Regions from separate parts of the Homo sapiens genome. Here region 2 is linked to region 1. Evidence: chromatin loops called from intact Hi-C (ENCODE). Cell type or tissue: ascending aorta. All regions are shown on one strand. Each heading gives the region's core, and the rest is flanking DNA. Links, peaks and the distances in the headings are about the cores only.

Region 1 (5,388 bases), core at 322-5,321:
GATGATGGTTGCTAATGAACATCAATGTTCTTTGCAACCCTACAAGCCTATGCCTACAGTATAGTTGCAAAAGTTATCAACTTGTCTGAAACAGTATACATTCTGGTCCTTAGATTTGGTTTTCTCTGTGCAAAAAAAGTTAGTGGGACATACAACTCAGTGATAATTATTTTATAGCTTCTTACCATGCATTCCATTTTAAATGTTGATCTTGATAAATACTGCACATAAACTATGAGCAAAACACAGGTTTCTATTTGATAACTAAGAAATCAGAAGATAATGTGATATAATGAGTATGATAAAAAATGAAACTTGATTTAGTGCTTTGAATGTAAATAAAAGGTGACATATTAACTGATTTTATCATCTTTATGTTTGAAAGTACAATCTCAGGAGATTTGAATTTAATATCACTACCAAGTTTATTCTGCTTCATTTGAAAACCCATGTCAAATGTAGAATGTGTTCTCTTTATGGAACTGTGGCGACACTTCCTAAGACAGAAAGATGAATGAAGCGTGTCGGTGTAGGTATGTGTGGTCATATCTGACTCAGTACCAGAGATTTGCAGAGAGCAGGCCTATCTGTGAGACAATATGAGACAGTCTGTTTCCCTTGCAGCTGTTCACATTTCCTTGTTTTGCCCTGGTGTTGTGTGTACATGTTTTTTGTTTTTTGTTTTTTTTAATAAAAAGTGCTGAATTTGGGTAATGATAATTTCATTAGAAAAAGAGAGTAAACAGTAACAGATTCATTCTTGTTTTCCCTCTAGGGATAATTTATTAACATTCTTCCTTCTCTCTTCCTCCCCCTTCACACCTCAGCTTTACAAATACACCTGATACCTTCAAATTTCAGGAAAGCAAATAGCAAAAGGAAATACATTTTGTCATTCCAATATAACTTGAATTTAAGCTTCTAGAGCAGGGATTCACAAACTATGGCCCTCAGGCCAAATCCAGCTGGCCACCTGTTTTTGTAAATAAAGTTTTATTGGAACACAGCCATGCTCATTCATTTATGGATTATTAACAGCCGCCCTCATACAACACAACAGGGTTTAGTGGCTGTGACAGAGATCATATGGCCTGCAAAGCCTAAAATATTTCCTATCTTGCCAGGATAGGATTAGGATCCTGATATTCTTTTTTTTTTTTTTTTTGAGACAGAGTCTCACTCTGTTGCCCAGGCTGGAGTGCAGTGGTGTGATCTCGGCTCACCTTAACCTCCACCTCTCGGGTTCAAGCGATCCTCCTGCCTCAGCTACCTTAGTAGCTGGGACTACAGGCATGCACCACCACACCCAGCTCATTTTTGTATTTTTAGTAGAGATGGGGTTTCATCATGTTGGCCAGGCTAGTCTCGAACTCCTCACCTCAGGTGAGAATCCTGACATTCTTTAACATGGCAAGGCTTGTAATTGAGTAGCTAATAGTTTTCAAATCATATTGAGTGTATTTTTCCCTGCAGCCTATAAATAGAATTTTTTACAGCTTTTTTCCCAAGTATTTGCCAAAGATATCTCCCTGGCACAAGGCATTGTGTATTACTGAATTCTAGTAACAAGCTGAGGAGATCTGGATGAGAGAAAGGACAGCATATCAGCAGGGCAGGGTCAGGTCCCTGCTACTCTGGCTGTATGACCCTGACCATGACAGTTCACCTGACTGGAACTCAGCTTTTGACTTTTTAAAATGGAGGAGTTGAATCATGTTGACATCTAAGATCTCCTCTTTTTTTTATTTTTATTTTTTTGGTACCCCAAACAGAGTCTCATTCTGTCACCCAGGCTGGAGTGCAGTGGCACAATCACAGCTCACTCATCCTGGGCTCAGGGAACCCTCCTACCTCCCCATCTTGAGTAGCTGGGACTACAGGCAATCACCACCACACCCAGCAAATTTTTTTATTTTTTTGTAGAGACAGAGTCTCACTATCTTGCCGAGGTTGGTCTTGAATTCCTGGGCTTAAGTGATCTTCCTACCTCGTATGGCCTCCCCAAGTGCTGGGATTACAGGCATGAACCACCACACCCAGCCCTAAGGTCTCTTTTACCTTGAAAGTTGTATAAAGTAAGTCAGACTTAAAAGATACAAAAGAAAGAATTAAATATAGTCAAAACACATTTCTTAATTTTGAGGGAAAGTTTTTAACTGCACATGCAGGATCGAAGAGAAATAATATCTGGTTCCTAAAGAAACAAGCTGAAATAAATATTCCTGGTGTGTTTATTTTATGTTACTCTGAATTTTTTTTAAATCTATTTACAATTTCTATGTACTAGTCCAAATATAATACTTATTTTTTCTAGAGGAAGCATTTCTTAAACACTACTATGTACTCAGCCTCACGCTAGGGGCTATTACCTAATGTCAGAGAACCCGAGTCTGGTCGTGGGAAAGAAAAAGAACCACTTAAACAGCATGTTCTATAATGTACCTCAGACATTCAGTTCCCTCTTGGCTGTTGATGCCCTTGGTGTGGCAGACACCCCAGTGTTGGCTCTGTCCTGAGTTGCAGACGTGTGGTTTCTGCATCGTCAGTATACTCAGCACCTGGTCTCAGAAACGTTCTCGTCCCCTGCCCCCAGGGGTTACCACATAGCTTTTTACTTCTGAGTCCTCTTGTCCTCCTGGGCAGGGCTGTATCCAGATGGCTCCAGCCAGGCTACCTTCTGCAGTGTCTCCTTGACTCATGGGAAACACACACATGCTTAACTCAACATACACTACAAGCATGGCCTGCCCCAGGCGGCCTCCAGTCATGAAAGAGGCAGGCACCAGTCTCTTTTTGCTTAGGACCCCAAATGCTACATGTCAAGCTGCCCCAAGGACTCTCTCTCACACAGAGATCCTTTCTAGTGTACCAAGGTGGGCCTATAAGTTGCTACAATTCAGCAAGCATCCCTCCAGAGAATGAGATAGTGAGCTCTTCTGGCTGGCACCTCCAGTGTCTAATGCGTGGTTCTTTTGGGGCATCTACCATCCTTCACTTTGTATGAGGGAGGGTGCAATCCCCTCTCCTTTCCTCCCGAACAAGAAGGAGAAGGGAATAATCAAATACTTGCTCTTCTTAGTCCTGTGACTCCTACAAATCCCAGACTTCTGCCTCTATAGGCAGAATGAGGGGTCCTGGGGTGAATATGGAAGGGCCATTTTGACTGCCTTTCAGCAAGCCCAGGAGAAGTGGTCTAGCAGCTTTATAGCAGGTTCAGTGCCATTTACTTCCTCTTGGCCTTAGCTTTGGGCTTTAGCTGAAAGTCCAAGACTACTGGTAAGGTCCCAAGTAACATTTTATATATTCTTTATATATGATAGAATGGGGGGTGGGTAAAGGGTAAGAAAGACAAGCTGCAGTCTTCCTTTGTTCTCAAAACCCAGCTACCTTTCATTTGCCCCAGACCTTGACAAAACTCTACCTAGATTTGAAATTTGAGTCCTGCATATCTTTGCAGGCAGCATATAATATGCAGATGACCCATGAGAATGAGAAATCCAAAAGCACTATGTTTCTAACTACTGTTTTTAAACACTTCAATGTTACATCGCATTCGAACTTTTTTCCATTGATGACTTTTTATTTACCTGCTTTGCCATATTTCTCAAATGCTTTGTATATGCTATGGATATCACTAAAGTATTTTGAGTCTCTAAGACAAAAATGTAGAAATTGGTGGGGGAAATGAAGGTTGACATATTATGCATATACATCAAGATACTTTCCAACTTCGGGTTGCCCACTGAGATCATTGCCAGTTGTTATTGCTGGGGACCAAACTACTTACTCTCTGGTCTCCAAAGGGTTGAATCCTTCATACATTTCTGGGCCTTTGGTTATACAGATTTTTGGAATTTGTGAGCTCTTTGAAGACAGAAACTCATCTTTTTCATCTCTGTATCCCTAGTACATAGAACCCCACATTTTAGTACCTAGTAAGACTTCAATAAATATTGAGTGGATGGGTATGTGGATGAACCAACAAAGGGTCACTTCTCTCTGACAGTGACAAAATGAGCCCATTCCTCACTCCCTCCTGCTTCAGTTCTTACTTGCCCTTTTGGTTGATGAGCCAGCAGCCGAGATTCACAGTGTATTCTTTGCCACATGGACACCATCCTCTCTATCCTGTGGCTGCCTTGAGAGGTGCAGTTTCTAGGACTTGAGAGCTGCAGTTTTTAGAAGAAGCAGAGCCCAATGCCCCCACCTCAGGTAGAAGCCCCACCTTTTAATTCCTTCCCATTGTATCTGCCTTTCATATTAAGCATCCCACCTCCCCCTCATCCTGCCACTACTTCCACTGAACTTTAGGTGAGTTGAATTTAATTTAAGTGATTGAACTGGATCAGACCAGACCAAAGGCGTGGAAAAAAATTTGGTCTGAGTATTTTCCTTGGAGCAGTGCCTCAAAAGAGATTCCAGGCACTTGTGTGCCACCTATGAAGTTGTATGGATAGAACAGCGGTTCTCACTTGACCACTCTGTGCCTCATTTTTCTCATCTTAAAGTGAGAATAGTAGGGGTAACCAACTGCGTAGGATTGTTTGAGGTTAAGTGAATGAGTATATGTTAAGAGCTTAGACTAGTAACTATCATCTAGTAAGTGCTCAATAAAAGTAATATTGTTGCTATTAGTAGTAGTACTATTAGTACTCTCAAAAGTTAGCACTGGACATAAGATTTTCAAATACCTAAGGAGTTTATTAAAGCACAGATTTCTGGACCTCCTTCTTAAATTCTGATGTTGTAGGTCTGGAGGGGGGTCCAGGAATCTATGTTCCATAAGTACTACATCTGATTCGGCCACACGTTCTTAAGAAATTACAGATATAAGACCTAAGGAACTGTATATGACATAGTAAGACCAGGTCAAAAATTATCTCCAATTTGGGGAGTTGTGGGATTATTTTTTCTTTGTGAGAAAAATTGATGTGCATTTATTAAATGTTTAAATAGAAACGAACCATAATCATAGTTGAAAATGTTGGAAATAATAGTCCTTGATCAAGAAAAAGGCAAAACTTACAGTTTATCATGGAATTAGACATTATAAAGTGATGGTGCTATCAACTTGTAAAGCCTCAAATTAAATTTGCTTTTTTTCTCAAACAGGTTTGAGATTTTTTTTTTTTTTTTTTCGAGACAAAGTCTTGCTCTGTCACCCAGGCTAGAGTGCAGTGATGCGATCATAGCTCACTGCAGCCTTGACCTTCTGAGTAGCTGGGAATACAGGCATATGCCACCATGCCTGGCTAATTTTTGTATTTCTTTTGCAGAGACAGGGTTTTGCCATGCTGCCCAGGCTGTTCTCCAACTCCTGGGCTCAAGCAATCTGCCTGCCTCAGCGTCCCAAAGTGCTGGAATTACAGGTGTGAGCCACTGCACCCA
Region 2 (5,388 bases), core at 240-5,239, 100 kb before region 1:
TTACCAAAAATAATATAATCACGTGCCTACTACCTAGATTTAAGACATTAACATTTTGCCATATTTGCTTCAAATTTCTCCAGATATAACCATTAAGTTGGTATGTATCTTGTATATATTATCATACATGTTTTGTATCTTTATTTTATATGTATTGATCCATAAGAATGTGGTATTGTTTTCTACCAGGCGCGGTGGCTCATGCCTGTAATCCCAGCACTTTGGGAGGCTGAGGCAGGTGGATCACCCTGAGGTCAGGAGTTCGAGACCAGCCTGGCCAACATATGAAACCCCGTCTCTACTAAAAATCCAAAAAGTAGCCGGGCGTGGTGGCATGCGCCTGTAATCCCAGCTACTCGGGAGGCTGAGACAGGAGAATCACTTGAACGTGGGAGGTGGAGGTTGCAGTGAGCCAAGATCAGGCCACTGCACTCCAGCCTGGGCAATAAGAGTGAAACTCTGTCTCAAAAAAAAAAAAGAATGTGGTATTGTTTTATGTTTTTATATTTTACATAAATGATTTCATGCAGTACATACCCTTTTGCAATTTTGTGGGGTTTTTTTTACTCAACATTATATTTGAGATATACCCATGTTGATGCATGTGAGTGTAGTTCATTTCATTGCATCGCTACATGATATTCCATTTCGTGAGTAAACCAGTTCACTTCTCCATGCCTTTGCTGTTATGTCCTTATTTCCAGTTGTTTCGTATTATGAATGTTAGTTCACTGAGCATCATTACATGTTTCTTGTGTACGTATTTGAATGATTCTGTAAGATGTATACCTTGTAGATGACTTGCTGGATCACAGAATATGCATGTTCAATGTTACTTTATCAAACTGTGGCTGAAATGACCCTATTGTTTATAAACCTGTTTTAAGTAAGGTGTGGTTTTAAGACCTATTGCTAGGCTATTGAATCGTTAGCTTATCTGTTAATTTTTACTATACAGTATTTAAATTCTTTCCCTTTTTATCTAAGCAGTGATAGATAGTGGGTGATCTCATTTTTTAATTAGGATTTTATTAATTATCTTTTCATCTGTTATAGAGATTTAGGCATAAATGAATACAGTGGCAAATTATACAAGATTTTAAAATGATAAATGAACATATATTTTCTGACACATTGTCAGTTCCCAAATCATTTACTTTTAAACACACTTCAAATTAGTATCAAGTGCTTGATTTTAATAACTACTTTAGTCACTTGAGAAACTATGGCACTTTAATTATTTTGCTGTTAGAGCCATAAATTTCACTTAACTTCATAATCTATGTTAAGAGTATTAGCTTAAAAATGTATTTTGAAAAGATTTTACATACAGATTTAAAAGTTAGTACCTTGAAATGGTTTACAGTTAAGCAAATGAAATATCACAAATACAAGCAGAGCTTTGAGATCTGAGTTTTGTAAATGCTAGAACTTTGTTTCCTAATTTTTTAGTTCTTCAAAGAATTAAGAGGCTGCATTATATAATTCATTTTAGTATGTTTACCTCAAGTACTTTTAGAACTAGACTGTATTTTCACTGCCACAGATGTATCATGCAGGGAGTATCCTGGTTTAAATTCTGAAGTGCTTTCACTCCTACTTGGTTCACCTTGAAATCGTCTAAAAAGAAGTTGGCACATTATTTTGCGAATGTTACTGGACATCAGGAAATACATGACTGGATCTAAGCAACTATTGAAAGATGAGAGAACCAGCATGATCTCATTGGTTTTGTGAACAATTTCTTTCCAGTAGCAAGATGATACATTTAGCTGTGAAGAAATGTAGATGAATCGAAAGGCATGATAGGGAACAAAACATATAGTAAAAATGATAAGTACAATAAAGGAGTTACGAGCTGTAGTGGCATATTTACCAGAATTAGGAAATTTTGACCTCCTTTTAGAAATCCTCAATAGATTCTTCCCAATCTTAATATATGAAAGGATTATTAGTAAGAAAATTAGCCAGAACATTACCACAAGAATGAAGTTAAAAATGGCTTCTCCTTTTGCGTTATGCTTATCTCTGTAATGGAAACACATTGTGGAATTATGCCCTCCTTTCTTAAGTGTTAAAATAATCATAGTTAGGAATCCACCAAGAGCAAGCATCCATACTATACAACAGACATAAATACTTTGTTTGGTTGTTATTGCCTTCCGTTGCTGTATAGACCGATTAATTTTTATATAGCGATCCAAACTGATGAATCCAAGCAAAATAATGCTAATGTACATGTTCATATAAAACAGTGTTCCCACAACCTTGCACAGAATCACACCTAGTGTCCACTTGTTTTGGTTAATATGATACATTATTCGGAAAGGGAGGCAGAAGATGAGTAGGAGGTCTGCAATGGCTACGTTAAGTAGATAAATTTGAATGGAATTTCTTTTACGGTGAATACCCAGAAATACATAGAGGGCGATTATGTTCCCAACCAGTCCCACGATGAAAATAACAGAGTAGGATGTGGTTAACACAGTAGATAGCAATTTTTCATCCATGGGACAGGTAGTAACATTTGGTGTTGCTGAGAAGTTTTGTGGCGGTTGGTCGCTATGATTGGTTATAAAGCGCATTCTGTGGGAGGAGTAAGGCCAGCTGCTGACTGAAGTTGTCGTCATTGTTATGGTATGACTTCTCATTGTCTTCTGTGGAGATCAAAAAGTGAAAGTGCTAAATGACATATTCCTCATGTGTAGTTCTTATGTCTTCAGATTTTTCCTACAACGGAATGCCAAACATTGAGTCATTTGCTATTTTAATAACAGTTACTTTAACTAAAAGTGTAAATAATAGGCTGGGCTTCCCAGCACACGCCTATGGTCCTAGCTACTCGGGAGGCTACAGCAGAAGGATTGCTTGAACCCAGGAGTTCAAGGCTGTAGTGAGCTATAATTGAGCCACTGCACTCCAGCCTGGGCAACAGAACAAGACCCCATCTCTTTAAAAAAAAAAAAAAAAAAAAGACAGTGTAAATAATAAATGATTTATTTTCAGACATTGCGAGAAACTTTACTTTTATCCTACTGTATGTAGTAACATTATTGTATCATTAAACAAGCAGCACATAGTGTGGTATCTCATGGAGTTTCATGCTCTAACCTTTCCTGTGGCCATGGCCTACATTGAAGTTCTGTTTCATGTATTATATTAAAATAACTCAATTTATGAGATCATCTTCTCTTAGGGAAGTTCTTATGGGAATACAGATGGTGGTGAAGAGAAATGACAGCTCATATTTCTCAAAGATGAGCATCAGTTTCTCTAAAGGTATGTACAGCCATAAGAGAGCTGGGCCCACTGCTGGCCCTGCCCAGCTTCAGAACCACTTCCTGCCTTGACTTTTTCCCTCATATGTGGCATTCATTCATTTTGACATGTATTGCTACATGGCGTGTGACTTGTGGTGGTCTCATTCTATAAGTGGGAATAAAGAAGAGGATCCTAAATTTCTTTTCAGCCTAAGACCAAGGTAGGGGTCTTAGGGCATGCAATTAACATAATAGACTAAGAGAATACAGCACCTGCAAGGTTACACAGACTCTTGTATCACTGGACAGGAGAAAAAAGTAACCAAACAAAACCAAGTTAGCTGGCAGCTGCCAGTTAGCCACTCCTAACCTAGAAGCATAGAGTAATAACGTAGATGGGAAACAGCATGTGCAATCCAAGATTTTGAAAGTAACCTGACCAAAGCTTAAATGTGCCCTGGGTTCAATAATTTGAGACTTGCTAGAACCTTCGAAGAGATAGTGTTTGAATTCTACTTGTTTGTGGCAGCAGAGAATATTTGCAAAGCTACTTATTATTGGCCCATTGACTGCTGTAAAGAGCTTAGTCTGAGAGCTGGTCATAACAAGTAAAGAAAGCATTTCTGGAGGTCTCATCACATTCCTCTCATAGAGTGACTGCCCTATTTCTCTACAGCAGCCACTTAGCAGGGTTAACATAAAGATGCCCAGAGCAAGGTTCTCAAAATCAGACCCAACTAACTTGTGACCAAGGGCAAATAACTTAATCTTTTCTATGCCTTAGTTTTCTCATTTGTGAAAATGAAAAATGCATAAGAAGAACTTAATCCTGGCACATAGTGACTGCTTAATAAAAGTTAGCTTTAATAAACACCTTTTGATTAATCTCATTTTAGTAAATATCTCACACTTGGCTAAGTACTGTGTGGGAAAGGAAGGTGAATAAGACAGAGACCCTATTAGTAAACATTTTGGAGGAGTGGACATTCAAACCCTGACTGCTACCATGCAAAGTGGATTTGAATTACATAAATTAAGTCCCTGATTTGATCTTATACACAGAGAAAAATAGCCTTTCTTAAAGCTCTACACATAATTTGATTAAAAACAAAGCATTTTGGTAGAGGGTAACATTAAGATTTAAAATGTTGTAAAGTTGGGGAGCATTGATTCCACAGAAGAGGAACTGGCTGGTGAAGAGGAAGTTATGTAATCCCTGGTAAGAGCCTGTTTCCAGAATTCAGGAAAGTGGAGGGAGAAAGGAAGGGAGCGGGGAAGGACTGAGTCTAGTCTGTCATGTGTCTCAACTGCAGGAAGACAAATTTCAGAAAGTTTATAGAAAGGTATAGGCATGTTTCTTGTGATCTAAGATTCTGGTTTTTGTTTGTTTGTTTGTTTTGTTTTGTTTTTGAGACAGAGTTTTGCTCTTGTCACCCAGGCTAGAGTGCAATGGCGTGATCTCGGCTCACTGCAACCTCCGCCCCCTGGCTTCAAGCGATTCTCCTGCCTCAGCCTCCCGAGTAGCTGGGATTACAGGCGCCCGCCACCATGCCCGGCTAATTTTTGTATTTTTAGTAGAGATGGGGTTTCACCACGTTGGCCAGGCTGGTCTCGAACTCCTGACCTCAGGTGATCTGCCCACTTCGGCCTCCCAAAGTGCTGGAATTACAGGTGTGAGCCACTATGCCCAACCTGTGATCTAAGATTCTAAAAGGAAAGGGCAATCTAGAAAGAATGTCAGGCTACCAAAAATGAAACTGATAATGCAACCTGCATTACCAGGAAAAGGAAAAGGGTGTCTGTAGAGGAACCACCTATATTGTGTGGTTATGTAGGGAGCTCTCATAGGTTCAGGGAATTGAGGCACAAGAAGTAATGTGATTTTGAGAGCTCAAGTAGCTGAAATGACGTGAAAAACTCACCTGTGAGTAGTTATTTTGGATTTTTTTTCTTCTCTCATGTTAGAATTTAAGTTCCATTAGGATTAAGAACCAAGTCAATTTTGTTCGGCTCTCTGTACCTAATGCTTAGCATAATAAATATTATTAAATCAAAGAGGGAATTTAGTAGAAATGTATATGAAGTTCTACATGTGGATATTAAAAGCAGCTGTACAAGTACAGGAAGA

The links. A loop is a pair of places that touch in the nucleus more often than their neighbours do. Peaks named below come from ENCODE experiments on the same cell type or tissue, not always from the same donor. Only the 100,000 strongest peaks of a DNase experiment are listed, where the experiment ranks them.
Region 2: a loop joins it to region 1, with 2.0 times the contacts of the local background. A loop is called at or near these places in 2 of 110 quality-filtered maps.

The regions. Positions count from the first base shown.
Region 1 is chrX:41,591,972-41,597,359 of GRCh38, reverse strand. The region is part of intron 12 of CASK (calcium/calmodulin dependent serine protein kinase); the gene reads left to right. Among named protein-coding and RNA genes, the nearest start is that of CASK-AS1, 77 kb to the right of the region's middle. RefSeq lists silencers at 443-492, 533-652. In ascending aorta, for the core only: no CTCF peak of the experiment used is centred there; a DNase peak (open chromatin) is centred at 2,622; H3K27ac peaks cover 1,723 bases.
Region 2 is chrX:41,692,897-41,698,284 of GRCh38, reverse strand. The region is part of intron 5 of CASK (calcium/calmodulin dependent serine protein kinase); the gene reads left to right. It overlaps GPR34 (G protein-coupled receptor 34), which reads right to left. Exons shown (of 3, transcript NM_001097579.2): 3 at 1,010-2,730. The coding sequence starts at 2,651. The coding sequence ends at 1,506. Among named protein-coding and RNA genes, the nearest start is that of GPR34, 6.6 kb to the right of the region's middle. In ascending aorta, for the core only: no CTCF peak of the experiment used is centred there; no DNase peak of the experiment used is centred there; H3K27ac peaks cover 1,374 bases.